2 separate regions of the Mus musculus genome follow, and region 2 is linked to region 1. A link is a loop called in an ENCODE intact Hi-C map of the cell type or tissue named here. Cell type or tissue: heart. All regions are shown on one strand. Each heading gives the region's core, and the rest is flanking DNA. Links, peaks and the distances in the headings are about the cores only.

Evidence for each region. A loop is a pair of places that touch in the nucleus more often than their neighbours do. Peaks named below come from ENCODE experiments on the same cell type or tissue, not always from the same donor. Only the 100,000 strongest peaks of a DNase experiment are listed, where the experiment ranks them.
Region 2: it touches region 1 in a loop (2.0-fold over the local background); 5 of 42 quality-filtered maps call a loop at or near these places.

What each region holds. Positions count from the first base shown.
Region 1 is chr2:59,415,554-59,432,115 of GRCm38, forward strand. Gm46743 (a long non-coding RNA gene) reads right to left here and starts at 4,948. Exons shown (of 3, transcript XR_001783312.1): 1 at 4,902-4,948; 2 at 4,485-4,546. In heart, for the core only: a CTCF peak has its summit at 9,395 (motif pointing left); a DNase peak (open chromatin) is centred at 9,378.
Region 2 is chr2:59,352,973-59,369,534 of GRCm38, forward strand. It overlaps Pkp4 (plakophilin 4), which reads left to right. Exons shown (of 22, transcript NM_026361.2): 22 at 1,231-2,233. The coding sequence ends at 1,476. Among named protein-coding and RNA genes, the nearest start is that of 5330411J11Rik, 25 kb to the right of the region's middle. In heart, for the core only: no CTCF peak of the experiment used is centred there; no DNase peak of the experiment used is centred there; H3K4me3 peaks cover 300 bases; H3K27ac peaks cover 1,568 bases.

The DNA.
Region 1 (16,562 bases), core at 8,018-10,517:
CCTGTCCCCAGTACTCCAGGTGACTTTCTCATACTGCTGTCCTGTGAATCGCCAAGCAGACTCCTCAGTTGCCAGCCACCATGAACAGTGGCTCTTCTGAAGTTCACCACCTATGTGGATCCACGGGATAACCCCAGGGCCTGCCAAAGGGCAGTGTTTGGACAGAGTTGGGTCCCCTCCTTCCCGAGTCATGGATGGGACCAGGCAGTCAGGACCCAGCATCCTCATGCAGTATTTCCCCTCAAATCAGAGCTCAGCTTCTTCTCCCCTACCATACCCCTCAAGCATGCTGGTTCTCTAGCCAACTCCACTTCGGCTTTGAACCTCCAGCTTCTGCTGGCCCACATGGACGGGAGTCACCTGTACCATGACTCAAGGTCTCTGCAGATCCCCCCCGTGCTCTCACAGAGCTCATTACTGAATGTTTATGCCTCTCCCATTATCCGCTGTCACCACAGCAGCCAGCAGCCCTGCACAGCCAGCTGCTGGCTCATCACAGAAATGAAGATGGGTGTTGACAATCGACGAAAGCCATCCACGGCATCATCTGGGCCCTCCTTGGAGAAAACAACCTGGCCGGTTTCATGATGAAGCCCTCTCTCCACCCCCACAGGTCTCTGTGATGGCTATGCCTGACCTCACTGGTTACTAACTACAGACAGGCTATTTTTGTTAAACAGTAATTAAAACCAAACAGAGATTGAAAGAGCCATCCACTGTAGGGTTCTTGATGGGACCCCATAGATTGTTCAACCCTCTTCTTCATAATAGCAGGTGGTGCAGGGTCACCCAGGAAATGGTCCTGAGTCATGCTGTATTGCTCAGCATGCGCGTATATTACATAGGTGCAGACACAATGGCCCTTTCATTCTTCTTTGGTAGCAGGCACCATGCAGGCCTCTGAGTGAATCAGCAAGAAAGTCCTGGGCTCCCTCAATCACATGGAGCTCGGGCACATAATGTGCACTCACTATATGGCTCATAAAGACTGCAGACAGTCTCCTCTAGATTGTTCCACGGTGGCTGGTGTTGCTACTGCCAAGCTACCAGCTTGCTTTATAGACTGCAAAACTGCAGCACAGCCCCATTGTCCAGCTTGCTCTCTAGACTGCAGACTGCAGCTTGGCACTGCTGTCAGCTTGCATTAGAGACTATGGGTCTGCTGCTCAGACTCACTGACTAGCTTCCTCTGCACATTGCAGGGCCACAGCTCGGACCCTGGGATGCACACTGGCCCCTCTGGATGAAGAACAGTGAACTGTCCACTGGCAGCTCTAGCAGAAGGAACCATAAGTCATTTAAAAGTTCATTAAAAATAATGAAAAGAAGGCTCTCCCACCGTGTTCTATGGGCGGAGCGAGCATGAGTTAAATCCGCTCCAATTTTCCTGCTTGTGCTTGCAGGCACCCTAGTGAGCCTTCCTCCCATGGACAAAGTCAACATAGGAATTAGCACAGTTGCCACCCCCTGCCTCCAGCTCCAGCTAGCTGTGAGACTTTGCACAAACGTAGGCTCTAACTATGCTTCAGGATTCTTATCTGTGAGTGAGTCAGACTTGGACCACATCATCTCTTTATCTCTAAAGTAACTATTGGCCTTGGAGGAACAGAAATAAATTGGAGACACAACCTCAACCCCCCACACCTCCCCCCCCCCCTGCCCAGAAAAACCCTAACGGTGCTGAATATATTGCGCCAAAAAGACAAACTGCAGGAAACTACAAATGGCTGAAATAATGGAGACCTCTTGTCCAAGAGCATCCATCACCACCACCTCTGGCAATCACTGTTATCTAGTTAATCCTGACACAGCACAAAAGTAGCTCGGCTTTGCTCTGTTCCCCAAATTATGACACAAGGCTGGTGAACAAGGTGAGTGACAGCCCAGACCGTATAGAAGGGCCATATTAGAGGTCAACGTAAGGTCCTGCAAGTCCAACAATTCAGTCACACTTCCCTGCCCACAGTCTCCAATGGCCTCTGAGGGGTAGGCCACAGCCTTGCCTCTCTCAGTGCCTGGGTAGGATAGGGTTGGATTAGCTTGAAGGCAGAGCAACTGCTGTCTGTGTTGGTTCTGTTTGTATACCGCCTTTCTTCAAAGCCCTCCACCTGTTTTTGCAAATAACTCTCGCAAGCCTCTTCTGAGCAAGTGGAGAAGAGACAAGCTCACAAAGGCAGCAGATGTTCTTCAGCCTGAGGGTCTGCCAGGCGCCTGGCTTCATCAGCTGACGTGGCTGTCAGAGCCCATGATTCACAGTACAGCCCTCTGCGGGCGATCTGTCTGCAGAAGCAAGGCAGATGTTTCGGTCTTCACCGGCCATTGGCAGATCCTTGTGATGTGAAGAGCAGCAAAGATGGAGCCCTGTTCCTCAGACACCTCTCCTGTGAGATTGCGGGTTCCTGAAGAGGACTATGTAGGGCTGGTTTTCAGGCTCTATAGCCTCTTGGTAATGACCTTTATTTCAGTTTTGTTGTTGTTGTTGCTTATTGTTTTTTGTTTGTTTGGTTTGTTTTTTTGAGACAAAGTTTCTCTATGTAGCCCTGGCTATCCTGGAACACACTCTGTAGACCAGAGATCCATCTGTCTCTGTCTCCTGAGTGATGGGATTAAAGGTGTGTGCCACTACTATGCCAGGCTTGAACTTAATTTTTTAGGGCTAGATTCACCCTATGGGAGGGGTGGTCAGCTTCCAGGTCTGGAATTTTTCTAAGAGCCCCTACTGGCTGTCCACATGTGCAGTCTCAATAATGAGCCTGCAGGGAAACAGATCAGTTATGGTTTCTCCTGTCTGAGGATGCCAAACTGTGTCCAGAGAACTGTGTTTTGTGCTCAGCATGGGAGGCTGAGCAGAGCCCAGGCTGCTCCACCAAGTTCCAGGCCTTAGGGTGGGATGGGATCTCTGCAAGCTACTCACCTATGGAGTTGGCTCTGCAGTCCACTGGGAACTCTTCCTGATCTAGGCTGATGACCTGTGTGCCTCTTTGTCAGGCTGTGTGTGCCCTCCTCAACCTGGACACATGATGACCCTTAGATGGCTCTGAAGAAGGGAGCCATGGTAGCTACCACATGGGGTGTTTGAATTCAGTTAGGAAAAAAACGAGACAGGCATTTTCATCTGATCTAATCACTGACTTCTTCAGGCAGTTCTCAGACAATACTTTGGGCAGCACATGTCAGAAACAAGCTTTGGATGTCCCTACTAGACTTATACTTATACTCTGACTCCCGGCCTGGAAGATCATGCCTGTAAGTACTGATCTTTGAGCAGAGGGGTGCATCAGATTCAAAGGAAGAAACTGGGCTTCCTCACACAACAGGTCCACTCTACCCAGGCTCTGAAGCCTTTAAACAAAGGAGAGGTCTACATATATAAGGAAGCAGGAGATGGTTTGGGTAGGAAGACATCTCCCTACCTGGTGTCGACTGAAGGTCAGTAGATGTTATGTGCTATAGACCCTACTAGAGCACTCCTTCCCATATGTGTTCTCTTCACCACTGAAACCAAGGAATCAATTAGCATTCATTTCTAGGACAGCCAAGTTCTTACTAGTAGGGAAGAAACAGGACAACTCAGGGCCCAAGAAGCACAACATCTGGCCAGCTGTGTTCAACACATATCCACTTTTCTATGTCTGACTCCTTCCCACCCAGTCCTCCATGATAATGAATAATCAGCAGCTACCTTAAGACTGAGGAACATTCCACCCAACTCTAATGATGCCTCAGTCTGTGCTGGAAATGCAGGAGCAAGGTAGATATTCTCGGAATCAGCATTGCCGTCCTAGGATACAAGCTACGCAATCACCCATGAGTAGCTAGCAAGGAAAGCAGGGACAGTCACTCTGGGAAATTGCTTGTGATACAGGACATGTATAGCCACAATGCTGCCTACTGTCCACAGCTGATGCTTTCCCCAGAATATAGCAGGCTATTAATGTACTTATGATTATTGGGTAGTTACTAAAATAATATCCAATTTATATATAAATGCAGTACAAAGAGTTTAAAAAAAAAACTTGTCTAAGGTCAGTTGGTGAGTAGAAATCTGAGACATGAGTTCTGTGGTTTTCTTCCAGAATTTTCCATAGCTTGCCCATGAGGACAGGGTACCAAGGGAGCCTGTAACTCTGAAAGGGCAATGCCCAGAGCCACCACAACTTTCAGCTAGAGGAAAGAGTTGGTGAGGGCCCCCCTGCCTACCAGGATGGTTAGGGTAGGAATGGTCTGGATATCAGGGATCAAGTGGGCTTTGTGACTAACACCATGATGTGTGACTGAGTGACCTACAGGAACCACTGGAATTTTCCAGGCAATCATATAGCTGATAAAACAAAGAAGGAAAGCAATATCCGCCTTCCATCCCTGAAAGCCTCTGCTTGATGAGAGGCAGTCTGAGGTCCAAGGAGCATACAGGTCGGACAGCTTCTGCTCTTGCCCACACCCACTGTATTGCCCTTAGGGATAAGTTGCTTGGCTTTCCTTACCTCTGGGTAGCTGGGTAGCAGTTCACCTCCAGGGTTCCCCCTCTCTGTGCCTGCTGTTGGGGCTACAGAAGAGAAGCAGTGTCACCTGATATGACCATTGTTGGCATCATCTGTGTGTAAGCACACTCTCACTGTAAGGGAAAAGCCATTACGCCCAACCCCTGTGTGTGTGTGTGTGTGTGTGTGTGTGTGTGTGTGTGTGTGTGAGAGAGAGAGAGAGAGAGAGAGAGAGAGAGAGAGAGAGAGAGAGAAAGGGAGAGAGAGAGAGGGAGAGGGAGAGAGAGGGAGAGAGAGGGAGAAGGAGAGGGGGAGAGGGAAAGAGAGAGAGAGAGAGAGAGAGAGAGAGAGAGAGAGAGAGAGCTCATAACAGCCTCTCCTGTGGAGCCCTTTGGAAGATTTAAGAGTCACTTCTCTTACCTTAGCAAGAAGGATCATTTGAAAGAGTTAAACAGCTTTGTTCAAACAGAAAAGCAAAGGCTTATGGGTAGAGTCCAGCCCCCCCCCGGGGGGGGTTGGCGGGGGGGGGAAGCTCACAGAGGAGAGAGGGAGGCAGGGTTGAAAGAATGTTCAGAGAGTGGGGGTGGCAAACCCTTAGAGGATGGGGATGCTGATATTCCTCCGAGTGCCTAAGGAGTAGCTGGTGAAGGGCAGCCTGACCCATGGGACGCTGCCAAGCAGGGAATAGCTTCTCTGGGAAGCAGTGCACAAAGAGCCAGAGATGGAATCAAGTGGATGCAGTTTCCTGCATCAGTTATCCCAAACTGAGGTGCACAGCTCACAGGAAGAGCTGTGTTCCAAACCGCACAGGCACCTGTGGCAGCACTCACTAGAATCCTGGACTTTAGAGGGAGAGTGGAAGGCATTTCTGAGTGCTTGCTTGGATGTATCTGCACGTGACCACCAGAGAACCTCTTCATACACACTAGAAAGAGTACAAATGCCCTTGCACACGTTCATCCCCTCCCATGAACACACCCAAACACATGCAAACACACGCTGTATCTGGCTGTGATTCCAGCCGTACCTGTCTGGTTAGAAATATCACTTTGTTTGCAGCGCTGACCACTGAACCTAGAGCCCCTCACATGCTAGGCTGAGCTGGGCCACTCGGCTATCTCTGTAGGCCTTTTAAAAAAAATGTTTACACAGTCTTGGTAAGTTGCCCAAGATACCCTTGAACTCACCCCATAAGCCAAGCAAGCCTTGAACTTGCAATCCTCCTGCCTCAGTCTCCTAGCCTGTGCCACCCGGCTCCACTCCTCACAAGCAGAGTTGCTGTGGCTCAGGTCACTTGGATAAAGCCCACAGAGGATTTCCTGGTGCAGATATCTTTCTCGGGTAAGCAACGGTGCAGTGAGCTTCCAGCTGATGGACAGAGCCACCAAGCCAGCCGACCTGGGCAACAAGCAAGCCTTGCAAATGTTGGCTCTCCTTGGGAGCTCTCCATCCCACAGGGGCCTTGTTTGAGGTAAAGGTTGGTCTTGTTTAGTTCCGCAGCAGCAGGTAGGCCATGAGGATCCCATGTGCTCCATACGGCTTACCTTGTAACTTCCCCTCCACCTCCATGCCCCAGGCTTCTCCTCTGCTACATCCCAGGATACAGACATGAGGCTGTTTCTCTGCTGTGACCTTTCTGCTAGGAAAGCTCTCAGTTGATCAGAGCGTGGAATATATACCGTGATATTTGCTGGAAAGGTGACCTTCATTAACTGGTAAGGTCAGGTGCACTGTTGGGCGATGGAGTCACAAAACCAAGAGACCGGGATTATAGTTACCCCCCACCCCGAGGAGTGGGACCTGAATCTAGAAAGGCTGAGAGCTTTCTCTTGGGTGGGCAAAGTCCACAGCTTCTTGACATCAAAGCGTGGTGGGTGCCCTCACGTGCAAGTTCCCAGGAAGAAGTCAACAAAGGTAAAGTCTGGCTGAAAAGATCAGTTTGCTGAGTTCTTGGGAGGAGACAAAATAGTTAATTTAACCCTCCTGGGGATTCATCAGTTCTTTCTGGAATTTTCATATGCAGTCTTTAAAACAACAAAGTAAAGACAACAAATACCCCAGAAGATTTTTCCCAATCGCCCTGAGAAAAAGCAAGAAATAGAAAGGCCCTTGAAGGTAGCTGCCCACGATGTGTTAAAGACTGCCCGTGGTTTGCAAGTTGCCAAGCATTCTCAAGCAATATTCAAGGTAAAATACTGTGTTCTCTGCGGGTAGCATTCTTGGGTTTTATTCACATGGTCTCTCCCCCCAGATCCTTTGAAACGCAGATGGCACACGTGTGCCTGGTAGAGAGCAAAGAGCTTGTGTTTGGGATGGAAACACCTATGTTTATGTTCTGCTTCTGCCTTGTACTGGTTTGGTGACTGCCTGTGGCAAGTTCCCAATGTGCTCTCGGCCCGAGTTTAATATCCGCGGGAGATAATTATGTGAGGTTCACAGAAGCCTAGCTGGCTCAAGGCTGAAGCAATCAGGGGCTAAGCAGCCCTGGGCCACTTGGCCCAGAACCCAGCCTGGTTCTCCTGCTCCTTCCTCTGTGAGAATCTTAGCTCCCTGCCTCATGGTGTGTTAGGTGGCTACACACTTCCAAGACTTGTACCCACACCTACCCCTGCAGTCCCTCTCTTAAGTGAAGGCAAATTTTTTACCAAGGCCCCTGGTGACAGAGTGCCTCTCTAGTAAAACAGGGTTCTGATCAATGACAGATGACCTTGCTCAACTGTTTTAGCCATCCTAGAAAAGGTAGTCTGTCCTGCCTAAGGCAAACAATTTCAGAAAGGAGAGATTGCAGGAGAGGCAGTTAGTACACTCTTATGGCTGCAACCATTTCCTCATTCCTTAGGCTCCCACCCTTCTGCTATAAAGGGCCACAGCCAGCTTTTTTCCCTGGCAGACCATACCTTAATTTCTCTCTGAGAGAGGCTGTCCCTCACTGTGTGAGCTAATAAACTCAGTCCCATCTGCTAAAGGCCAGACTCCTGTCCCTTTCTGCCTTCTGTCTCTACAATGCCGCCGAAGCATAATGCTTGCCACCTGCCTTTCTTTTCCTGTTGGCCCAAAGGAGTCATAAATGTTTCTCTGTATTGGTTATTAACCCAGGGCCTCACACATGCTAGATAAACATCTACCACTGCAGCCTCAGGCGGGCCTCGAACTCACAATACTCCTGCCTCAGCCTCTTTTAGTTAGAATTTCAGGCCTGTGGCACAGGCCTGGCTCATGTGCCCTTCTATGACTTGCTGTGGCATGAAGATATCAGAACAAAGATTAGCCCTGAGCTGGATTCCTCAGCCTACCTATAGCAAAGGACTCCTCTTGGACCAGTTAGGCCCACCCAGAAGGTCGGAGTGGAATCCTGTCCTGGAATGACCATGGCTGGGAAGCAGCAGGGTGTGTGGAGAAAGAAATGAACCTGCTGTGGAGGTAGGCAGCAAGTCCCAAGTCCTCACCTCTCAGAAGGGAGAGAAATAATAGGGTCTGGGAAAATCCTTAGCCTTGCCTTGGCCACACCCTTGGAGGAACTCTCAGTGACAGAGAGGTCCCCAAAGGCAGAAGATAGGAGAGAATACCATATATCCCATGAATCAGAAAGGAGGCCCCATACATTTGAAGGCTACAGTTAAGAGAGTGCACTTCTATATTACTGTAAATTCTATCCCCATACTTGCCAGCACTCCCAGAGAACCATTCAGTTATGAACATCCTCACAATGCTTTTGTACTCTAGGGCCATCAACAACTCTCTGAGGAGCACAGCTCTTCTGAGTCTCGTCTCTTATTAATTTGCTATGAATCGACAGCTGCATAAGTGGACTCATGGCATGGTCCATGAGTACCCACAATGCCACAGCGCTGTCCAGTAGAGTGTTCTGCAATGATAGCAACCATTGTGCCGCCCACGTGGTAGCCACTGCACGCTGGGGCTATTACGTCCTCCATATGTGACAAATAAGACTTAGAAGTTAACTTGTTGATCTTAATTATCTTTCATTGTAATTCGAATAGCCTCGAAAAGTCAGGCAGGCATGACTGCTGAACCGTCTTCCTGTAAACTTCATCTTCTTGAGGCCTGAGGCACAAGTTTCTACAACCTTTACCTCACCACATGCTACGTCAAGCATGAGTCCTTGGAGGGCCTCTGTAAATGTGTCTGACCAACCCAACCCGCTGGCTCTGTTTGCCCAGCTTCCTGAACAGTGGAAGAGAGTTGAGAGCTCAGGCAGTGGTATGGTATCGTGGAAAACCATGGGGTTGACCTGGGTACAGACTGAGAGTGAGCCCCACTTTCTCTCTTCTCATAGCAGTGGCTTGCTGCACCGTTGTCTAGACCACAGTGGAGGCTGTCCCTGCTTGGGTCTGCAGCCATGTGTCAGCTGTTTGCATAAGTAAACATGGCCCTGGCAGGCAGAGAAGTTATCCAGCCTTGCTGTCCTGGATTGCAGGTCTGAGCCACAGCTCCATCCTGCCCCTGGCTTTCTTGTGGCTCTTACTGAGGCTAAACACCCCAGTAAGAAAAGCCCACTGTTTCCAGGCCTCAAGACTTGAAATCAGTCTTTCCTCCCAGCTAACAGAGTTGTCCCTTCTCTCATGATGCTTAGCTAGTGCTCAATGGCCTTCACCTTTGACTTATAGCAACCTATAGCCTGGGTGGATGACACCCTTTCTGAGAGATTTTCTGTATCCTTGGCCTCTTTGCTGGTAGAGGGCTACAGGACTTCCTTCCTCTACCACTGCCCTCAAGATGATCAAAGCTGCCATCTTTGAAACTATCCAGAAGGGTACATGGGTGGGGGTATCGCTTGGCTGGAGTAGGGAGAGCATGTTATAAAACCCCTGCATCTGGAGTGAGCCTTGAGGCTCCAATTACAGACGAAGCCCTGCCTCCTCGGGTATTTATCACGGTCTGTGCACCATCTAGAGGCCTCTGTCTGAAACTTGCTCCATGGTCAACTCATCTATCCTAGGGGAAGACTGAACTCAGACAACTGGTGTTTTCAGAGTATGCTTGGTTTTGTCCCTGTTTCTAGAATTGTGGCGCTGTGATCCCACACACCCCTCTAAGCACTCCTGTATGTGTGTGTGTGTGTGTGTATGTGGGGGGGGGGTTACATCCACACCTGGCTTTTCCAGTCTGTTCCAGCCCTGCTAAAGCAAAAGACCTCTTCTAATGTCTTCTCAGCAAGGGAGCTACTTAAGGTGATAAAGTAGGACATCCTAGTGCCCGTGCCACCTCCCCCAACCCCCATACACACACACACACACACACACACACACACACACACACACACACACACACCCCAAGATGGGCCAGAGCAGGAGCTGTTCACCCCACGGCTGAGCAGCACTTCCACCTAGCCCATTAGCTGCTCCCCCAGGACCATGGCTCTGCTACACAACTCACATTAGGAGCTGCCCACAGTGGGTGATGCTGTCTCAGGATAGCCAACACTAAACCCTCTAACATGCCTACATGTCCCTTGGTCTGCTTTCTGGGGGGGGGGGGTAAAGAAAATGCAATGCAAATTTTCCGATTTGACCATCTCTTGATGCACAGTTTAAAGGAATTCAGTATATTCTCAATGCTGTGCAGCATCATGGATCATTCATCATTCATAGGCTTTTCACTTAACTTCAAACAAAAGTTCTACCCCATGAACACCAATTCCCTGTGTCACCCTCCCGGGTCCCTGGGTACCTCTGCTCTACTTCCTGTCTCTATGAACTTGCCTATTCCAGTTATCGCACACAAGCAAAATCATGTTTGCTAGCCTTCTATGTCCGATTTAGCCAAATAATTTTAGTTGTGGCCAACTGACTTCCACATTATAGGCCTGACTTCCTTCTTCACATTCTCTGTAAACAAAATGGGAGAGAGGAGAACACTTGAGTTTAACCTTGACTGTACCCTTCATTGACTATCCTCTCTGACTGGGTGTGACTCTAGAAACAGATTCATCATGCCAAGAAATCTCCGGGCTCAAGTGTCTCAAAATATCGAAGAGTCCATTGTTTGGAGTTTAGAAAAATCAGGTCACAACCAGTACTTCCTGGCCAGGCTTGTCAGAGAAGGCCATCAGTGTGTGTCATAGACTAAATATAAAACACCCCCAAAGGCTCATGTTTTGAATGTTTGGTTTCCATCTGGTCGCGGTATTTTGGGAGATTGTGGAGGGGACAGGTACCTTAGTGGGTACATACCACTAGAAACTTCTGGTCTCACTCTCTGCTCCTGTCCTGCCTAGATATAACTGAGTTTCTCCACCCCACTCCACCCTATCCAAACCACAACGGACTGAACCATCTGAAATCATAAGCCCCAATAAAGCTCCTACCCTTCAAGACGCTATTCTTAGTTATTGGTCACAGCAGTGAAAAGGTACCTAACACGCTGTGAAAGATGACAGAGGGTTACTGCTGCACAAGTGTCGGTGAGGAGAGGCTCTGGCTGTGGAGGTTTGAGCCTGGACAGGCCACGGGAGGCTCAGAGGGTCAGATCACATTGTGGTGTGGTTGCAGCCATGCACTGGTAGGAGGTTGCTCCAGTGGGTTGTTGGCTGCTGAGAGACTGGGAGAGTCTTTGCCTGCTGGTGCCTGGTCAAATTACGCATCCAGGGCTGGAGAGATGGCTCAGTAGTTAAGGGCGCTGACCCCTCTTCCAGAGGTCCTGAGTTCAATTCTCAGCAACCACATGAGGATTCACAGCCATTTATAATGGGACTGATGCCCTCTTCTGGTGTGTATGAAGACAGTGACAGTGTTCTCATATACATACATACATACATACACACACACACACACACACACACACACACACACACACACATACATACATATCCATCCAATGACACACTTGCAGCATTAGCAAAATAAGGAATTTCACCTTGTCCTTTACATCAAAAGTGTACATTTCCTCATTTCCAGACAATGACAGTCCAGTCCATGGATTTCTTTGAATTTATGATTACTAAAACTTCAGGTTTTTTTAATTCACATTTTTATACAACATAACAAAAAAGTTCAAAATAACAGTGTGAACAGGGCTTGGGAGAGACTTCTGAGGGAAAACAGGGGTAAATTGATACCACAAAGGTGTTTTTAGATTATTCTGGATAATTCTGGCCAAAGAATGCAAACATAGTTGCATGTTTCTCAGATTCCCTTGGAGGCTGAAGGACCTAAACTGGAAATGCAATTGGTAGGCGTCAGACTATTTTGAAGTTTTCACCTAAAATTATTTTGATCCAGCCTGAGACTCTGTTACATGTGATTGCCTGCAATATGTCGTAAGACCCGCACAGGGCGGGAAGCCCTGGGAAAGCGAGTTAGTTCTTCCTCCGTGGAACCTCTCTGCTTCCTCAGTGGTCACGGTTTTGTTTCCTGTACAGCATCAGCGATACTGTGTACTTTCTTGCTTGCATGGGGAACCCCATCTGTTTTCTCCCTCGGGGATTTCTGTGATGGTTTCTCAGGTACTTTGGAGTATCTGGACATCTAGTAGGAGAGTCTTCTTGAGCTCAGAATTTAAATTACCCTGAATCTTGAAGACCCCAAATCTTATGTAAATAGCCTTAGGTTGAAGTCTTTAGAAATTAGTGAGCGCTGTTAGTTAAGTAGGTGCATTTGTTTTTTGTAGTCGTCATTTTTTTTGCTTTGTTTTGGACTTATCCTTGGTCTGACATAAATGATCAAATTCTGGCAAGGGTGGAAGGTACAGGAGGCAGGGAAGAGCCTATCCTCTATTGAGGGCATAGTTTACACAGTCTTCCAGGCTTTTAGTACATCATCATTAGTGAATGGTTCACACAACAGCTTGACATCTGGAGCTGGTAAGGCTGTCTGTGTCCAGGGCTTTCTCTGCTGTCAGGTGTAAAGAGACCAGTACTCAGTCAGAGTGCACTGCAGGTGTGCACAGGGCCTCTCCCTAGCTAGTCAGCTACTGAGCATGGCCCAGACATAGCATGGGGCCTCAGGGATGGCGGGTCCAGGAAAATAACATCATATCATATCTTGAACTTGACTTTGTACGTGTGCTTGCTTTCTAGGACTCACATTAAAACTAGAAACTGAAAATGATCCTGCATCTACTAGCAACAATTTATGGAAGATTAACGATATTACTAGAATCCCTTACAATCCACAGGGTCAAGCTATTGTGGAATGACACCACAGAATACCTAAATGGCGAACTTAAAAATATATAAAAATTCACACGCCCACCTAAGCCCCCACATTCTGTGCTACGTTTAGCCATGCAAATTAGTGTTTGTCACTTTAAAGGATAATGCTTCCGCTGCTGACCTAAAGTGTTTGCCCTAAAGGAGACATAGCCTAAAGTGTATGTTAAATGGAAAGATCTAGAAACTGGAGAATGGGAAGTCCTGATGGTCTCCTAGTATCAGGGTGAGTTTGTGCTTTACCCTGCCAGAAAATGAATGAAGCCACAGATGACCCCTGCTTCAAAGTCTCTGACCAGAGTAGCATTCCAGAGACAAATAAATTGTCTGAAGACAGAGGACATCAACAGGAGATGTCCCCAGAGGAAGAATAAGCCAATGACTTAGGAAAACAACAAGGGCACCGTACTACAGACCCCAGGAAAAACTACTTGCGGACTATATTACATGCTAACTCTCAGCTTGTCAATGCAGAGTCCAAATGCCCTTTGCCACGGGAGATAACAGGCACTTCTGTAATAGGAGGCAGTATGACATTGTTGTGCCATGCTAAGTACTTTTCAGGCTTTTTACTACCAGTCCCAGGGACAACTACTGAGTATCTTAGTTAGGGGTTTTACTGCTGTGAACAGACACCATGACCAAGGCAACTCTTGTAAGGACAACATTTAATTGGGGCTGGCTTACAGGTTCAGAGGTTCAGTCCATTATCATCAAAGTGGGAGCTGAGCAGCATTTAGGTAGGCATGGTGCAGGAGGAGCTGAGAGTTCTACATCTTCATCTGAAGACTGTTAGTGGAAGACTTGCTTTCAGGCTGCTAGGATGAGGGAGGGTATTAAAGCTCACACCCACTCCAACAAGGCAACACCTACTCCAACAGGGCTACACCTTCTAATAGTGCCACCCCCTGGGTAAGCATATATAAACTGTCACACTGGGATAGAAAGAGAGGTTACAAAAAAGGCCTATACGATTAGTAAAACTCTTGTGATTGTTTAAATAGGAATGGCCCCATGGATTGATGTTTAAATGCTTGGCCCATAGGAGGGGCACTATTAGGAGGTGTGGCCCTGTTGGAGTAGGTGTGGCCTTGCTGGAAGAAGTGTGTCACTCTAGAGGTCTGCTTTTTTTTTTTAAAGAATTATGTATTTATTTTATGTATATGAGTACACTGTAGCTGTCTTCAGGCACACCAGAAGAGGGTATTAGATCCCGTTACAGATGGTTGTGAGCCACCATGTGGTTGCTGGAATTTGAACTCAGGACCTCCGGAAGAGCAGTCAGTGCTCTTAACCACTGAGCCATCTCTCCAGCCCCTAGAGGGGCTTTGAGATTTCATACCCTTAAGCTAGGCCTAGTGTGGCAGTCTCCTTCTGCTGCCTGTGGATCAAGACAGAGAACTCTCAGTGCTTTCTCCAGTACCATGTCTACCTGCTTCTCACCATGACAATAATGAGCTAAATCTCTAAAACTGTAAACCAGTCCCAGTGAAATGTTTTTCTTTATAAGAGTTGCCTGGTCATGGTGTCTCTTCACAGCAGTAAAACACTAAGGCAACTACTAATATTACAGGAAAAATATTAGCAGAATTTATTCAAAAGATGGGTGAATTGAGAACCAGTTTGGTTTTTTTGTTTTTTGGTTTTTGGTTTTTTTTTTTTTTGTTGTTTTTAAAGCTACCATAGATTATTTGTTACTCAAGACTAATCTTGTTTGTCAACAATTTCCTGGCATGTGTTACCTTAGTGCATCAGATTTCTCTCATACCATCGATGATCAAATTAATAATCTGCAGGGCCAGAATGATGGCTCAGTGGTTGAAAGCACTGGATTCTAGAGGACCCAGGTTCAACTCCCAGTACCCACATGTAGGCTCACAACCATCTGTAACTCCTGTTCCAGGGGATCTGACTCCATATATGAAGGCAAAACACACCCAAAATATAAATCCTTCTAAAAAAATTAATGATCTGTGTAAAGAGATAAAATCTCTCAAGCGACCTTTGAATGGCCTTCATGGTTACAGCAGCTTTCCTCTGTCCTTGGTTAGTTATTCTTATATGCTTGTCTATACTGTTTAGTCTAGCCATGCAAACAATATATTCAACCCTGGCTTCTACTACAGCCACAGATTTCTCTTTGAGAAATAAAGATGGGGCAAGACATAGGAGGCACAGAGGTCCTGGTGCTCGTGGATTAGCACTAGAGGAACCAGACGTATTCAACACACAGGGTTGTCTCTGCAAGAGGAGAGATGTATATTCTGTGTTTGACCCAGAAAACTAGGAGCAGACATGGTTAATATCCAGGTGACGCGTGTGCTATGTGTGTGGCTGAGACCACACCAGACCCTCCTCCTCCAAGCACTTATCATGAGCTTGTTCTATAGAAACTATCTTTATGGAAAGTATCAGAAGTGCTTTATAAACAGCTTCAATGTGGCCATGTCTTAAGCTTTACTGTGCACATAGGATTAAATTAATTATCACCAGAAAAAAAAATGCTTAAATATCACCCCACCCAAATTACACAGGGTTTGAACCAACACCGATGACTTGGTCTTATTGAACCAAACTGCCGTCTTGCCTCTCCCAGATCATTATTCTCCTGTCTGTGGCAGATGCAGAGACACACCCAGAGCAGTGAAGGGTGTGTGCCTGGGTGGTGTATTCTAATGGCATGTGCAACCTCTGTTCTTCTACCCTCACCCGGGTGTCAGTAAGGAGTCTGGGGAGAGCGCACCTCCCACCCTGCCCCCAGTTCATTGGATCTCCCAAACCAGTCAGAACGTTCACTTAATGCAGGGGCCCTTCAAGCCATCTTCTTGGAGACCTCACACATATAAGCAGCCATCAGTATGGATTTGGAAACCCCTCCATCACACTCTACGTGTGGCAGATTTATTTAATGGGCCTTAATTTTTATTATATGTCAAAAATTTGCTTTCCAGGGCCCTTGGGTAGAGTCATAGCAGTAGCTGCTGCTTTGGTCTGTTTTTCTTGTGCCTGATACTGCCTGGATCTGACTCTCAGGAGACTCTGGAAGTTTCTAGCACTTCCCTCATTTTTCAGACGAAGGAGCAGCCACTCAGAAAGGCTTAATGCTCTATCACCGAGATTATTGCTAGCAGATGGTAGATTCTAAACGTTAACTCCAGTATTCTGCTGTTGTGGATTCTCCTTAACCATGAGGCCTCAACTCAAATGGAAAGGATTGCCAGTTGCCTGACCCCACTCCCCCATTCATGTTCTCTGAATACTCTCCCGGAGGAACCAATTTCACTCCAGCAAGCAAAGACGGTCTTTCTCAGGCTTGCTTTCGTCTAAGCTCACTCTGCAAAGCAGAAGCTGTAGACAGTGTCTTCTGGGAAGGCTGACTAAAAGAATACTTGCAAGCCCCTGTTGGTCTTTTTCTCTTGCCTCCTGCCTAAAGCTTGGAGGTTTAGGTACCATCTTGGACCACAAGGTGTCCTCAGAAATGCTACTTCATGGATAAGAATCAACAAAGCTGAAAGGTAGACACCTAGGCTCCTCGGGTTCGTAAACAGCATGCCAACCCTTGGACTGTTATTCCAGATGTAACTTTAGCCTTTCATAGCATCTAAGCCACTTGTGGCCTCCTGGTCTCTGCAGATGGTGCCAGTGCTAACATGCACCATGCTTATTTTGAGTTGTGTTTCTTGGATTTGACTCTTACGTGCTTGTCTTATCCATGTTTAATTTCCTCCTTTCAGCCCCATTTCCCTTCCACACCCCATTCCCGAGGGATGAATGTTCTCTGCCACAGTGACCTTTTCCACACTCCCCTGGCCTCTCCCTTTCTGGATCAGACACGACCAGGAGCACAGACCTGAACTCTGTGTTCCTTATGGCAACGTTCCAAACAGCGTTAGGAATGTCTCAAACAACAG
Region 2 (16,562 bases), core at 8,508-11,007, 62 kb before region 1:
TACACTGCATGCTCTAGTGTTTGAGCTGGTCTTGATTTTGACTGGGCCTCAGACTTGAGCTAACATGGCCCTCCTTTGACCCTGGGGAGAGGTCAGAATTACAGGCGTAATCCGCACCCAGCTGCTGCTTTTTTTAAGTCAAGACAAATCTAACTCTACCTTTGAAAGAGGAGGTAAAGTTAGTTAAGCAGTGTTTTCACTCCAAAACACCAGCGACATTAGAGTGAGTCTAAGTGAGATGCCAGTCCCTATGTGGTAAATGTTAATGTCTTACTGGGGGGTGGGGGTGGAGGCTGCAAACAGCATAAAAACTGATCATTTGAGGGCATCATGATGAGGTCAAAGCTAAGACAGAACAGAAGGAGCCAGGACCAGGTGCCCTGTGTGGCTACACACGTGTGATGTTTTGCTTCCTTCAGAAGAATTTAGCGGCCCTGGCTCCACTCTAGAATCATTTGCTCCAAGTCTCTGCTGATTTGGGTTGGTTGGTGGTTTTTTTTTTTTTTTTTTTTTTTTTTGGTTTTTTGAGACAGGGTTTCTTTGTATAGCCCTGGCTGTCCTTGAACTCACTCTGTAGACCAGGCTGGCCTCAAACTCAGAAATCCACCTGCCTCTGCCTCCCAAGTGCTGGAATTAAAGGCATGTGCCACCCACCGCCCAGCTTTTTTTTTTTTTTTTTTTTTTTTTTTTTTTTTGGTTTTTTGAGACAGGGTTTCTCTGTATATCCCTGGCTGTCTCTGCTGATTTTTGTCATCTTCCTGCCTTGACGGCTCATCCTGTAGTACCACACTGTATAGCAGAATCCATCAAACCATGTTATCTCTTAAGATTGAGTGGTGGCTTCAAACCCTCATCCAAGAAGTAAATGTTTTAAAATACAATCCTCTAATTACGGTCATCTGAAATATCTAAAACCAGATCCCCTGCCCTCAAATACGTCTAGGATATGCTTAACTTCCCTGAGCAAAAGCTGCCTCTGCCAACTCTGCTGAGGACCTAAACTCTCCTGAGGCCCCGGGACAGACTTGAGCAAACAAAGCCAGCTTGCCTGTAAACATAACTGAAAGTCCACCCCTGCAGTGAGCAAACATTTGTGCACCTGAAACAGCTTCCTCCCCCCTTTAGCCCACAAAGTGCTTTAAATTGTGAGGCAGGAAGCCCACATCAGTGTTGTTGAAATGTGTGTTTTTAAATTGCTCTCACTCATTTGCCTTTCCATCCTGCCAACAGCATCAGCAGCTGTACTATCAAGATGACTCCACCAGGAAGACCTTGGATGCATACAGACTGTACCTGCAGTCTCCTCGAAGCTATGAAGACCCTTATTGTGATGACCGAGTTCACTTCCCAGCTTCTACTGATTACTCAACGCAGTACGGACTGAAATCAACCACGAATTATGTAGACTTTTATTCCACTAAACGACCTTCTTATAGAGCCGAACAGTACCCTGGGTCCCCGGACTCCTGGGTGTAGCATCAAGACGGCTGCCTGCTGAGGGGCGCTTTCCTTCTGACTCTGTTTGGATTGAGGGGAAGTCCGTCTTGCTGATGATGGTGACCGTGAAAGTGAAATGGAAGGGATGAGTGAAGAGGTTTTGGTTTGTTTGTTTGTTTTTTCTTTTTTTGAGGAATTTTCAGGGAAGTGAGGAAACCCTTGGGAGAGGACTTTGTACGCGCTGTGTAGGTGTTAGATCTAATTACTTGTAGAGTCTAGTGGTGAAGGTGTGGGTGACGTGCTGGGAGGCTTGAGACGTGGGTGAGATGAGATGGGTATGTGTAGGTCAAATCAAATGACAGATGATTTTTTTAATGTGAATAAAGTTATGTTCAGATAGTTTGTACAGAAAAAATAATAATAAAATGGATGCCCTTCATGTTTTATTGCTATTACTAAATGTCAAGATTGTATGCTATTATGTCTTGTAAAAATTCCTTCTGTTGGTGTAAATATGGAAATGCCACATTGGTTAAGTGCCATCAATTGTAATGCAGTGTGTCATTTGAAAAGAGATTTGAAGAACTGACAGCTTAAAGCCCAAGCGGGAAACCCGCCCGGGAACTGTTCGCAGTTGACAACAAACTCTGACGCCCTCTGTTTTCAGTGAGTAGTGAACTCCGGAAGCACAAAGGCCAGCGTGACAGCAGCGCCATGCTCATCCCCCTCACAGGACACTTCACTGCCATTTTCTATGCACATGGAAGAATAATAAATGTGGAAATTTCATCCTGGAGAATGTGTTCTTGCAGTTCTTCTGGGTGCGATCATGGAAACAGATTTAGTAAGTCCCTTGTGAGGTGGGCCACACTGGACCAGGAAGCCAGAGTGGCTCTTCTACATACCTTAGCATGTGTAGTTCTTGGTTGCTTTTTTATTATCATCATTTCATTTGGTACATGGGACAATTTTAGCAGGTTTTGCCTTGTCTCAGTCATCTCTTTTCACCTAAGGGAAATCACATCTGGCATGCTGGCCGTATCGTATTGGCAAGGGCCACTTACTTTTAGAACTCGGTAATTACATATGAACAGTTGGGCATTCGCTTGCTTGGCATCAGTGCTATAAAGCAAAACTGATTCTAAATAATTATTGTGCGGAATACATTCTGGATTGCAGGCAGCCTTGGGGGATCCCACAGACATGGTAGGCATGTCCTGGTACTATCCTACAGCATAGTGACTATAGAAAGAGACCCGAGAAACACTGCTTTCCTGAGTGGAAACCGGCCCAAGTGTAGGTGAGCCTTTCTGAGCTTCAGACAGTCCAAAGGACACCCAGGGACCTTGACAGAATCGTGCTCTGGGCTGTGTGCCCTGGCTGAACCTCTGTTCTCTTGTGTTCTCTTGCTTTTACACAGCAGAGGCCACTGGGTGACATTCCTAAGGAACTGACACAGGACTTGTAGACATCATACTTATTTGATCTCAAGTTCCTAAACCTGGTTCCTTGAGATCTGGGTTTATGTGAAAGCTGTTCCCGAAGAGAGTCAGAGAAATGAGCCTCCAGAACCAACCAACTACTTTGGCAGCCCTTATTGCAACTAATGCAGATCAAGAGTTGGGAATAACTCACTTGGGCCTCCAATAAGACCTCCTAATGTTGGCAGAAAAAGGCCAGTAGTGAGAATTGGGCAGAAGATCTGAGGCCCTTTAAACCTCCTAACTTGAGACTGGAGAAAAGAAATGGCAGGCAGAAACCTGCATCCTTGATGATAAGATCAGCTCTCCAGCCATGGCAATATACATGACCTGCTTAAACTGTTGACTCTCCCATTACCAAAAGCATACAGTAATCAGCCCACAGAAGAGGTGTGTAGTTCTGCAGAGCCAGGATCAGCTGAGAATAAGCACTGGACAGACAGGTCAGAAAACTAGCCCAAGGTGTACGCACCCTGGTTCCTCCTTAGAGACACCTGAGCACTTCCAACAGAACACATGGTATGGACTAGGCCTCTGCCCTTCCTGCTGAAGAGCTCCCAGGGTCAGTGTGCAGTGCAGATATGAACAGACCTCTATTTCCTGGATACCATATAGCCCTACAGTCAAAGCATTCAGACTTTGACGTCAGAATACAGAGTTGGCCTAGGAGAGAGGAGAAAAGAGATTAGATCCCTTGGAACTGAAGTTACAGGTAATTGTGAGCCACAATATGTGGATGCTGGGACCAGAACTCAGGTCCTTGATAAAAGCCATGAATACTTTTAACTCTCGCACCATCCCTCCAGCCCCCTAGTGCATATTTTTACTGATGCACATTTGTTTAAGGTTACATCCTTTGAAGGCCCTGAGCTTCTATGTATTGGACCACATAGCACCATAGTGTGATCTGTTATTAATCCCTGGCCAGTGTTTATCTACTTGGTTGCTTATTCTTGCAAAGAAATACCATGTTTTAGGTGCTGATGGTCAGTCTCACATACATGAGCATCTTACCCTCACAGCAAATGTATGATATACCATTTTATAAACTCTGAAACAAGCAGGAGAGTAAATTACTAAAGGTCAGCTTACCAGTAAGTGACCAATCTATGGTTAGGCCTGTGGTCTTAACTAAATGATGGTGGCAAATCCAGGCCTTTGAATACAAACTAACATTGTCTATTAGACATCACTACCCTAAACTTATCAGATGAAACTTATTATCCATACATTAAAAGTAACCATAAATTGAACATTTAAGGCACACAAGATGGTTCAGCACATAAAATATTTGCCACACAAGTTGACAACCTAAGTTCAGTCTCAGGTAGGGGTAGAAGAAAAGGACCGCTGACGGCCACATGAGTGCTGTGGCACAGGTGAGCACACACATGCCTACAGGCCACACATACAATAACAATTGTTTTAAATGAAGAGCCATTAAAAGTAAAAATGTACTCAGATCTATCTTGCCCACCATGATGTCACATGAGCTTCACTGTGAGTGATGGTTCCTGTTAGAGTGGGAACTCAGTCTGATCCATGGCTATCAACAAAGGGCACTGAGACAGTCTGTCACCACTCGATCCTAGCATCCTGAGGCCTCAGTAATACCGTTAACACTCTTGTCAGTGCTTCAGACTGGGGCTTGGTTTCCATGCTCAAACTGGGTAACAGAGAAAAACATTTGAAAACTTGGCCACTAATGTTCATTCATCCCATTTATTTTGAGTAGCACTGTTTATAGTAACATTTTTCCTAATAGCCAAAAGCTGGAGGCAACACAACCCTCCATCAGAAGAATGGATAAACAAAAATGCTGTCCAAGAATAGGAGAAACTGCAATATATATTTGTATCATAAAATATAGTCAACAATAAACCACAAATATGACCTGGACGAACACCAAAAACATGTTGTTCGACAAAAGGAAGAGGTTGGCAGAGCGCGATTGCTGGATGATTCTCATGCAAGAACAGGAAAAACTCCCCTTAAGTGACAGAATTGAGAACCATGTTGCCCACAGAGCTACTTGGGATGGTGGAGATGTTCTCTGTCGTGATTGGGATGGCAGCTGCACAGGTGCATAGATGCAGTGAGACTTCAAAATGTACACGTCAGACCTACATCTCACTGTATCAAATTCTATTAGTAGTCTCCCCCCCAAAAGAACTGAAGAGAAAAAAGGAGAGTAGTTGGGAAAAAGGAGAAGACCAGCAGAACTGCAGGGACAAGAGAGTAATGCAGGGTGAACATGATCAAAAGTGTGTCCGTGTATGAAAAGAGAAAGAGACCTATTATTATGCATAATTAATGTGTGCTAATAAAGCTACCCCAATACATTAACAACAGTGAGTAAAGAAGTAACATAGCCTGAGACATAGTTTAATGACCTAGCATTGAAGTGATAATTATTTGTCTCTTCTGAGTAAAGAAAAATGCAATTTATTTTAAACCTTAACAAAATAGTCACTTAGTTTCTCATGCACACACACACACAAATATATCCCTTTGTAGTTATGTAGTTGTGTACACTAGCCTATTTAAAACACAGCTGCTTTGTAAGGTATGCTCAAAAAGAACTCTGGAAAATGTGTGTGTGTAAAGCGCCATGCGGACAGCCTTCAGACAAGCTACGGTTGTGCAGATTTATATATGTTGACAAGAAAGTAATTTAAGAAGAACGGCTCAGTAGAAAAAGGACCCAAGGAGCTGAAGGGGTTTGCAGCCTCATAGGAGGAACAACAATATGAACTAACCAGTACCCCCAGAGCTCCCTGGGACTAAACCACCCACAAAGAAAACACATGGGGGGACTCATGGCTCTAGCTGCATATGAAGCTGAAGATGGCCTAGTCGGTCATCAATAAGAGGAGAGGCCCTTGGTCCTGTGAAGGTTCTATGCCCCAGTATAGGGGAATGCCTAGGCCAGGAAGCAGGAGTGGGTGGGTTGGGGAGCAGGTGTGGGCAGGGAAGAGATAGGGCATTTTCGGAGGGGAAACTAGGAAAGGGAATAACATTTGAAATGTAAATAAAGAAAATATCTAATTAAAAAAAAGAAAAAGAAAGAAAGGAAGGAAGGAAGGAAGGAAGGAAGGAAGGAAGGAAGGAAGGAAGGAAGAAAGAAAGAAAGAAAGAAAGAAAGAAAGAAAGAAAGAAAGAAAGAAAGAAAGAAAGAAAGAAAGAACCAATTGTTAACCAGATGTTGTGGTGGTACATACCTTCAGTCCCAGAGAAAGAAGGTGCATCTCTGTGAGTTCAAGGCCAGCCAGGGCTACAAAGTAAGACCTCCTTTTAAGGAAATCAAATAGTAAATAAAAACTGAAGGAAAAGAAGAAGGAGGAGGAGGAGGAGGAGGAGGAGGAGGAGGAGGAAGAGGAGGAGGAGGAGGAGGAGGAGGAGGAAGAAGAAGAAGAAGAAGAAGAAGAAGAAGAAGAAGAAGAAGAAGAAGAAGAAGAAGAAGAAGAAGAAGAAGAAGAAGAAGAAGAAGAAGAAGAAGAAGAAGAAGAAGAAGAAGAAGAAGAAGAAGAAGAAGAGGTCAGACTTGCGTTTAAATGCATTGCCAAGAGAAAAGCTTGGAGCCCTCTTACCTGATGATCCAAAGAGATGTGTGACTAAACACCCCATCCACCTCAGGGGTCCCCCCAACTACAGGGAAGGAGTGGGGGGGTGGAGCCCTTTCCCCAAAGTTCCAGAGAGATGTCAGCAGAAAGCAAACGGTCTGTAGGGGTCATGGGCTCACAGGCCAGACTTGGAAATCAAGGGGGAGCTTTGCTTCTTCTGGTCTAGGAAACCCTTGTTGCGGAGGAAACTTAGTTGTCAGTTGGTGTGTAACTGGGGAGGGAATTAAGAGAGTGTGGGAGGTCAAAGAGTATGGGGTTCCAGGGCAGCTTTGACAGACAGAAGCTATCTAGCTGTCGTTGGCTGGTCTATGCCCAGGGCTGAACTGGGTTGAACTGGGTCTCAGAGCCTGGAGAACACAGTTCAGCTGAGTCTGGGCCACTTTATCTCCCTCTAGCTCTCGGTTTTACCTCCATCTTGATTTACCCTGTGACAGCAGCACACTGTTCGTGGTTGGCTGGCACTATGAATGCCCTCATTCAGGACCCTCCTCGAAGACTGCAGACACAAAAAAGGACATTTTTAGCAAGCAGATTATGACTTTGAATTGTGTCTGTTTTAGTGCCTTCCCTTGGTTTTATGTCAGCAGCTTCTCTCGAAGCAGCTGGCATGTCCCCTAAGTGGCTGTTTGGGCCTATTGCCGTTGCCTAATTCTAACTTGAAATCACTGAAAAACATTCTGTACTGTCATCATCGTTTGCATAAGCCATAACTAGCTTTTTCATTATTAAACTCCCATCCAACAGTTAGGGGAATTTTGATAAAGACTTAATGATATGATGCACCATTTTGCTCTCTATTCATGGGTGGAGAACTCATTCCGGAGCCCGTCAATGCATTGGCTCAAAAGATAAAATTAATCACAACGCATGCAGGGTCAAAGGAATAATTCTGAAATCAGAGGGGAAACAGCAAACTCTTCCTTCACAAATCTCTTGTTAACTGTTTACTCCCCAGAAGGCAACTGCCCTGAAATGTGCCTTTGTTTGCTGGCAACGACATATAATGTGCTTGGTTTCCAGAGCCGGACAGGGTGCCATAGACACTCAGTGCTAATCGAAGGCTCTGCTTTTAGTGGCTGGGGCTGTCCCAGCCCAACCCCAGTGAGCTGCCATTCTTTTCCAGGGGTGAAAAAGACCATGATGATCCCTTTTGCCCAGGTTTCTGAGGTAAGGGCTAAAGTATTGAACCCTGGGGGAGCTAAATAATAGGAAGGGATCCAGCCAGTGCAGATCCCAGAAAATTTCACAGGGCTCCACCCCTGGATGAACAGCTACAGGCTCATCATTAAAGGCTGCTGAGAGAGGAGAATGAGTCTGTCTCAGGGAGAAAAAACCTGAGCTTCCCCAATACCAAGTAGTCAGCCCTAAAAACATACACATAAAAAGCACTAAACAGGTTTATCAGGTTATTTATATACTTATTCACTCACATATTTAACAATAATCAATAATGATTAAAGAAAGAAAGACCATGAACTCTTGGGAGGAGTTGAAAGGAGAGAACGGGAAGACAGGATGAGAGAGAGAGAGAGAGAGAGAGAGAGAGAGAGAGAGAGAGAACACTTTGCATTTAGAGAATAGGACTGATGGCCATAGGTATTCCAGGAATTTATTATTATTATTTATTTATTGCTTTGTATATCTAGTGTTTGGCCTACACGTATATATGTGTGAGGGTATTGGATCCACTGGACCCTGAGTTACAGACAGCTGTGAGCTGCCAAGTGGGTGCTGGGAATTGAACCCGGGTCCTTTGGAGGAGCAGCCAATGCCATTAACCACTGAGATGGTTTGTATATGCTTGGCCCAACCACTAAGCCATCCTTCTGGCCCCTCTCAGGAATTACTTTGAAAAGAAAACCCTGCAGCATTCTGCTGCGTGGAGCTCCCTGGATACGGTTTCCTAGGGAGTTATCTTCCCTCTGTGCATTCCTGGTTACTCTGGAGCCATTGCAGCTGGCTCACTGGAGTAGCAGACTCAGGTAGGTGACATGCAAATGATGGTGATCTTACAGCTTGCAGAATACAGGAGCTGTGGGGGAGTAGAGGCTTACCAGACTTCAGAGGAAGGACGGGGAGGCTAAGCAACAGGATCCAAGTTCAGAATTGCTGCACACAGCCCCAGAGAATGGAATGTCTGAACTGAAGTGAAAGGAAAGCTGCCTTGGAGACGCTGGGAGTTAGAGATGTGGGGAATGTGAACAATCTGAGCAGTGAAGCCCCAGCCAGGCAGAGAGGCCCAAGAAACAAGCCATAAAGGGTGCAGCCAGGAGAGAGGGTGGACTTGTGAAAATCATTTGATGCTCACACCATGCCACTGGGTGACCCCAGACGCTAGACACAATGTTACAGGATTTACTGTTTGACCTGCTGGGTTTTCATCTTGCATTGGGCTAATCTATCTTCCTATTCCTTCCACTTGAAAATGACGATCCACCATGTGCCTTTGTATATTTGAGTATGTTACTGGTATTTTTCACTCAGAGCTCATTTGCCTTGAGTTTCAGGAGAGAGTTCCTATGGTCTTCTCAATGATACTGAAACAGTTAAGACTTTGGAGCCTGTCAGAGATGGGATAAATGCATGTCACGTTGTAAGACAGGCATGCCCTTTTGGAGGTCAGAGATAGAGTGCTAGTTTAAGTCTTAAACATTCTCCAAAGGCCCATAAGGGAGGGCCTGGCCACCCTGCTGTCCTGAGAGTGGTAGAACCTTTACAGAGAGCCTGATAAGAAGTTAGGTCATTGGGGGAATACCCTTGAAGGACATATTGGGAGCCCAGTCTCCCTCTCTATTTCTTGTTCACTGTGAGGTAAACATACTTACATTACCACAAACTCCCCCATGGGCTCTGAAACTATAAACCAAAATAAAATTTTCCTTTTCAAGAAAAAAATATTATTTCCTTTTGTGTACATCTGTCTGCCTGCCTGTCTGTCTGTCTATCTATCTCTGTGTGTGTCTATGTATGTGTGGTGTGTGTCTGGCTATGTGAACCTGTCTTTCTGTATGTGTCTGTTGGTGTATGTGTCTCTGTGTCTCTGTATGTGTATCTGTCTATCTGTCTTTCTGTGTTTGTCTATCTGTCTGTGTGTGTGTATCTGTGTCTGTGTGTGTGGTGTGTGACTGTGTGTGTCTGTCTGTCTGGTGTATCTGTGTCTGTGTGGTGTGTGTCTGTGTGTATATCTATCTGTCTGTGTGTGTCTATATATCTGTGTGTGTATCTGTGTCTGTGTCTTGGGGGGGGGGGTGTCTGTCTGTGTGTATCTGTGTCTGTGTGGTGTGTGCCTGTGTGTATATCTATCTGACTGTGTGTGTCTATATATCTGTGTGTGTATTTGTGTCTGTGTCTGTGTGGTGTGTATGTGTGTCTGTGTGAGTATATGCCACATGTTTGTCAGTACCATCAGAAGCCAGAAGTGGGCATCAGATCCACTGAAGCTAAAGTTACAGGCAGTTTCCAGCTGTCAGACGTGGGTGCTGAGATCCAAATTTGGGTCCTCTGGAGCCATCCCTCCAGACCCTCTTTCTTCCATTCAACTTGATTTTCCACAGGTGTGTCATGGTGGTGGCAAGCTAGCACAACTGAGGAACTGTTTGGCTGGTAAGAACAAGGTCCCAGCCAAAGACTTTCAACAGGACAAGTTGTAAAGTGTTTTATTTGTATCTCTTCTCCACCACTACATTCATTCACAGGTGACCAAAGCAAGGCATTCTAAAGTTAATATGATAGTCCACCAGTGTCTGTAGAGAACAACGTCCTGTCCTGCTATCAGGGTGTTTCCTCGCCCTCATGACTTTCCTGGTAGCTTCTGGAACCCCAACTAACACAGACTCATTCTGCATCAAGAAAACATATTAAGAAAGGAAAGCTTGCCAGGTGAGTCAACCTCTTCAAATTAACTTCCCTGGAATCCCCACTCATGTGTCTCACTGGATACCCCACCTATAAGGGAATCAGGAGAGCTTTTTACCTGGGGCCCCTGCCAGTTCTACTCATGTAGTAGTTCTGTTAGTGAAATAAAAAGATAGATGGGAAGACATATTCTTGGTCTCTTCCCAAGATGACCAATGGTGCTAATGAGGTGGTTTCTTAACCACCATTACTCTATTCCTATGAATGGAAGGTCCAGCCTGTGTTGTGTTAATTCCATGGTTGACCAGAAGGCGTGATACTCTTCTCTCCTAAACATAAAAGACAACCAACCTGGACTTTAAAAAATACTAACTTTAGACAAGAATCCCCAGGCAATTTATACCTTAAAAGTTAACTGAAGATAACAAGCAACCATTCAAGATCCATCTTTGGAACCTACCCTCATGGTGGCGTATGGTCTTTGACCATGGGGAATCTCACAAGTGTTACCGTCCTAGCCCTCACTCATTGCACCTACATCTACATTTTGGGCCCACAAAAGATCATCTTAGCAAAGGTTCTACAGCTAAAAACAAACAAAATCAATGGTGGAGCTGGGGGTGGTGGCACATTTCTTTAATCCCAGCACTTGGGAGGCAGAGACAGGTGGATTTCTGTGAGTTTGAGGCCATCCTGATCTACATATGGAATTTGAGGATAGCCAGGGATACATAGATCTTATCTCAATTAAAAAAAATTTTTTATAATGGTGGCTAATGTGTAGCCAGTGTGTGATGTCATAAGTAGCTCTCTAAAGCCTACGACTGTGCTGCTGTGACCTCAGCCACCCAGTTGAAGAGTCATGTCACTCCCACTTCTAGCACATCCTCCTGTCAATATTCTAGAATCTAGACATTGTGGGGAGCTGAGGGAAGCTGATGAGTTTACCTTTGCCCCGAGACTGTGCAAACCCTGACCAATTGCCAAGTCTGGAGTGAGCTGTCAAAGAGAGCCTCAGAGAAGACAGGGGAACTTGAACTAAGCATTGGTTTTATTTTAAACAAAGGGACTAGGGAAACTGTGAGATTGTCAAGGGCTGCATTAAGGAGAAGCCCATGGAACTGAGTTTAAGAAGAGGGTAAAGAGAGGCAGGGAGGGCCAGGCTCCTGCTGCTTGAGTGTTGGGTGAGAGAAATGGCAGATGTCTGTTCTCTCCTAATACTAAAAATAGTAACACCCACTTGCTGAACATTTTTAGTCTATCAGTCCTTGACTGTGTCATAGGCTCTAACCACATCATTCCACTCACAAAAACCGCAGCATATTTACATGAGAAGAGAAAGTTGTATTCAGAGATGTAACCTAAGTGGCTCAAAGTTTCACCAATCAAGGACTGAAGCCTGGATTTCTGCCTTGTTAGCCTTTCCCTGGGAAAGCCTTTTGGCCCTGTGTTTTCTAAAGGCCAACACAAACCCTTGGCCACTCCTCTCTCAGATGGAAATCAGTCTAGCTTCCCAATCTAATGAGCCTTCAAGAATGGAAACGAGTTTGAGCATTACCTTAGCAAAGATAACTAGGAAAAGGCCATCTTGACTCAAAAGTTAAGGTTTCTAAGAAAATCATCAAATGACTTACTCCCAAACCAGGCTCTGAGTGAGACAGATCTGTAGCATGAGACTTCTAAAAGAAGTCTTCTCCACCCTGTGCAGCCTCCAGAAACAGCTCACCTGGGGACAGTTGACCCAGGCAGGAGGGTAGGCAGGTCATCTTGGGAATGGGGTTATGTTGGGTCAACTCTGCACTGGAAGGACTGGTGCAGAGGTACCAACCTCAACTGCTGTTGTAGACAAAGACCATCCCTGGCAACAGATCATTCATCAAAGATAGAGACATTACAGACATTCTAGAAGACGTAGAGACATGTTATTTTCTTCATAGACTCGTATACTCTTCACTGCTTTTCAAAAGCACTGGGGATGTACTAGTCTGACATTTGCTGAACAAATGTCTTCAACAACATTAGGCTGGAGGGTTTCTCTTATCTCAGGTTTCCCATGATCCAGTCCACGGCCCTCAGCCTGGTGTGTAGGAATGAAACACATGCGGCAGAAGCCTCTCACCTCATGGTGACCAAGAAGCAGAGGGTGAGAGTGGGACTAGGAACCAAAGATCAAGTGTAACAGGAAGCAGAGGGTGAGGGTGGGACTAGGAACCAAGGATCAAGTGTAACAGTCAAAGCCACACTCTCAGGGAACAACTTGCCCCGACTTTGCCAAACCTCCTAAAATTGAATCAGCAGCCAGAGACCAATAACTCCATAGAAAACTATAGAGACGAAGCATATTCCAGTAACAGAAGACGACGTCTGACAAGGTGAGAAAAGTTCAGGGGCTTAGCTGGCCAGGTAAAGTCCAGAGCCCTCAAGGTGGGATCGTCAAGCTGTTCTGCGCTTTGGGAAGTCTGGCCTCTTGGTTACATGACTTTAGCTCACTCTGGCAGCTTTATAGGCCTTCTTTTTGCTCTGATTTAAGCTATATTTCCAATCTATTTCACAACAGAGAAAGCCAACACATGTTGCAGCATATGACCCCTCTGCATTCTCCCCTATCTTGAAGAGAATAGGGCTATACCTGAGTCTTCAGAAACCCGGAATGCTCAAACCTGTGGCCTACTTCTTTAGTGGATACAGACCAAACTGAATCTCAAAAGGGAAAGCAGGGGGAGGGGGAAAGAAGGGAGGAGGTTCCTTGGGAGTGGGAAAGAAGGGGGAGGTTTGTCTCCAGTGCCTCGGGGCTAGCACATAGGAAGGATTGGAGGATTAAAGCCTGTGTCGTGTACATCCTGGCTGATAAAAGAGTCACAGTCCTAAGAAACCCAAATGAGAGTCATTTCAAATCCATTTCAAGTCTTACAATGTTCTAGACACGAGGGTCAAAGCTTCCAGAGAACAATTTCTAGAGAGAACAACTGAGCCTGAGATTGAAAGCAGATTTCACACTCTCTTCCCAACCCCAGATGTCCATCCACAGTGTGGATCTAAGCTAACCTCCCCGTCCTTGGTAGGGTTACTAGTGCTGTGATGAAACACCATAACCAAAGGCAACTTAGAGAGGAAAATATTTGACTCATATGTCCTGAATCACAGGAAAAGCTAAGACAGGAACTCAAACAGGACAGGAACCTGAAGGCAGGAGCTAATGCAGATGCCGTGAAGGAGTACTGTTTAGTGCTTGCTTAGGCCAGCTCTACTCCATCCCTGTGTCCTTGGTGTCAGTCATCCCTTGGTACTGGCATCTCCAAATTGCTGGGGTCTTCTGTTGCAACTGGGCTGCACTTCACATGGCTAACTCAGGCTCCTTTGTAAAGAACCCCGGTCCACCAGCCCAAGGGTGTCCCCACCCACAATGAGCTGGGCCCTTCCACATCAATCACTAATTAAGAAAATGTTCTACCGGTTGGCTGATCTTATGGTGGTGACTTCTTAATTGAGATTCCCTCCTTTCAGATGATAATAGCTTGTGTCAAGTTGATAAGAAACTTGCCAGCACAGTTGACCCCTTGTCAACTAGACACACAAACACATCGCTGTTAAGCTATAAACTCTCCTTTCTTGTTCATTCCCAAAGATCACACCTTAATATCAACATCGCAGCATAAAACATTCCAACTTTTAAAAGTCCCATGCGCTTTAAAAATTCAAACTCTTATTAAAAGTTCAAAATCTTTTAAAAATATTCAGTATCTCTCCAAAACCAAAAATCTCTTTAAAAGCTCAAAATCTCTAAACTGTGGGCTGGTGTAAAATCAAAATAAGTTAAACAGTTTTCCAAGAGGGAAGAACCAGGGGACATCATGGTCACAATCAGATCAAAGTAAACAAAATGGCAACAGTGTTTGACTCATATCTATGGTTCCCTCCGAAGGCCCTAGGTCAACACTTCAGCCCACACAGACTGGCTCTTACACTTAGGCCAGCTCTACTCCATCTCTGTGTCCTTGGAGTCGGTCAGCCCTTTGTACTGGCATCTCCATAATGCTGGGATCTTCTGTTGCAACTGGGCTGCACTTCACCAATGGCTCTCCTGGACCCTCCTCAGGGACTTCAGCCCTGCCACACAGCGCCAAACCCCAGTTGTTCTCCATGGCCTTCATGCCTTTAAAACCAGTACCACCAGGGTGACTCTTACAATACTAAGTTCAGCTTCCAACACAATGTACGACCTTGGCCTCTGGCATACAGCTTCAGTAAAACGCTTTCCAAACTTCACCTCAACCATGAGAGTCTTTTATTTATTCATTCATTTTTACTTTGTATGCATTGGTGTTTTGCCTGCATGAACATCTGTGTGAGGATTACAGATCTTGGAATTACAGACAGTTGTGAACTGCTATGTGGGTGCTGAGAATTGAACCCAGGTCCTCTAGGAACAAGAGTCAGTGCCCTTAATCACTCAGCCATCTCTCCAGCCTGATGCTGGTCTCTTAAATGCTGATAATTTTGCAGGCCCAGCTAAGCAGCATCCACTGTCCCAGAAAAGCACCACTTCTGTTTCAGTGGTTCTGATCTCTTGTTCATTGCAGGCAATTCTTCAGCCCCAGCTGACCAGAACTACAGATTCTTGTTTGGTTGGTTGGTTGGTTTGTTTTTTCGAGACAGGGTTTCTCTGTATAGTCCTGGCTGTCCTGGAACTCACTCTGTAGACCAGGCTGGCCTCGAACTCAGAAATCTGCCCACCTCTGCCTCCCGAGTGCTGGAATTAAAGGCGTGGTAGCGATACCACACCCGGCAGAACTACAGATTCTTTTTTTTTTTTTTTTTTTTTTTTTTTTGGTTTTTCGAGACAGGGTTTCTCTGTATAGCCCTGGCTGTCGTGGAACTCACTCTGTAGACCAGGCTGGCCTCGAACTCAGAAATCCGCCTGCCTCTGCCTCCCAAGTGCTGGGATTAAAGGCGTGCGCCACCACGCCCAGCTCTACAGATTCTTAATTCAAAAATCAAATGGCCCCAATAGAGCCTTTGCTTCCTTCTGAATCTTCACAAACCAGGCCTCTAGACTCTAGACTGCTCTTAACATTATCCTATAGGACCTATCCGTTAGAACCTGGAGAGATGGCTCAGTGGTTAAGAGCACTGACTGCTTTTCTGGAGGTCCTGATTTCAAATCCCAGCAACCACATGGTGGCTCACAACCATCTGTAATGAGATCAGATGCCCTCTTCTGGTGTGTCTGAAGACAGCTACAGTGTACTTATATATAATAAACAAATAAATAAATCTTTTCAAAACAAACTGTAATCTTAAAAAAAATTTAAAAAACATTATCCTTTAATCTCCCAAGTTCTCATAACAGTTCACCAAGTTTTGAACACTCAGTAGCTTTTCCAGCCCAAAGTTCCAAAGCTCTTTCACAGTCCTCCCCAAAATACATGGTCAGGTCTCCCCATGATCCTGGTACCAACTCCAGTCTTTGGGTTTTTATTGCTATGATGACACACGTGACCAAGAGCAACTTGGGGAGAAAAGGGTTTATTTGGTTTACATGTCCTGAATCACAGTCCACTGAAGAAAGCCAAGGCAGAAACTCAAACTGGGCAGGAACCTGAGGTAGGAGCCGACTCAGAGATCACGGAGGATACTGCTTACTGATCTGTTCAGCCTACTTTTTTATAGACCCCACCAGCCCAAGGTGACCCCACCCACATTGGCATGGGCCTTCACCCATCAATCAATAATTAAGAAAATGCTCTACAGGCTTGCCCAGGGCCTAATCTTACAAAGGCATTTTCTCAGTTGAGGCTCTCTTCTCTCTGATAACTATAGCTTGCATGAAATTGACATCAAATTAGCCAGCGCACTTCCCAAACAAGCAGAGAGTCCACAAGAGGGACCAGAGAAATCAAAGAGGATGGCCTCCCAGAGTCGCCTTCCAGTGTTCTTATACATGGGAATAAAACACAAAAGAGTGGGTGCCCTCTAGCCAGGTGACTAACAAAAAACAATAAGCAAAGTCTTCGCATAGATCTCAGCAGGCTGTTGAGAAGAAAATTCCATTGTCTTGACTTCATCCAGAGATGAGAAAGATCAGCAAAGCTATTTAAGAAACCTACCTGAGTGGCAGAGTGTCAGGCTCTCCGGTTAGCAACTGTCAGCCTGCTGGGGAACACCA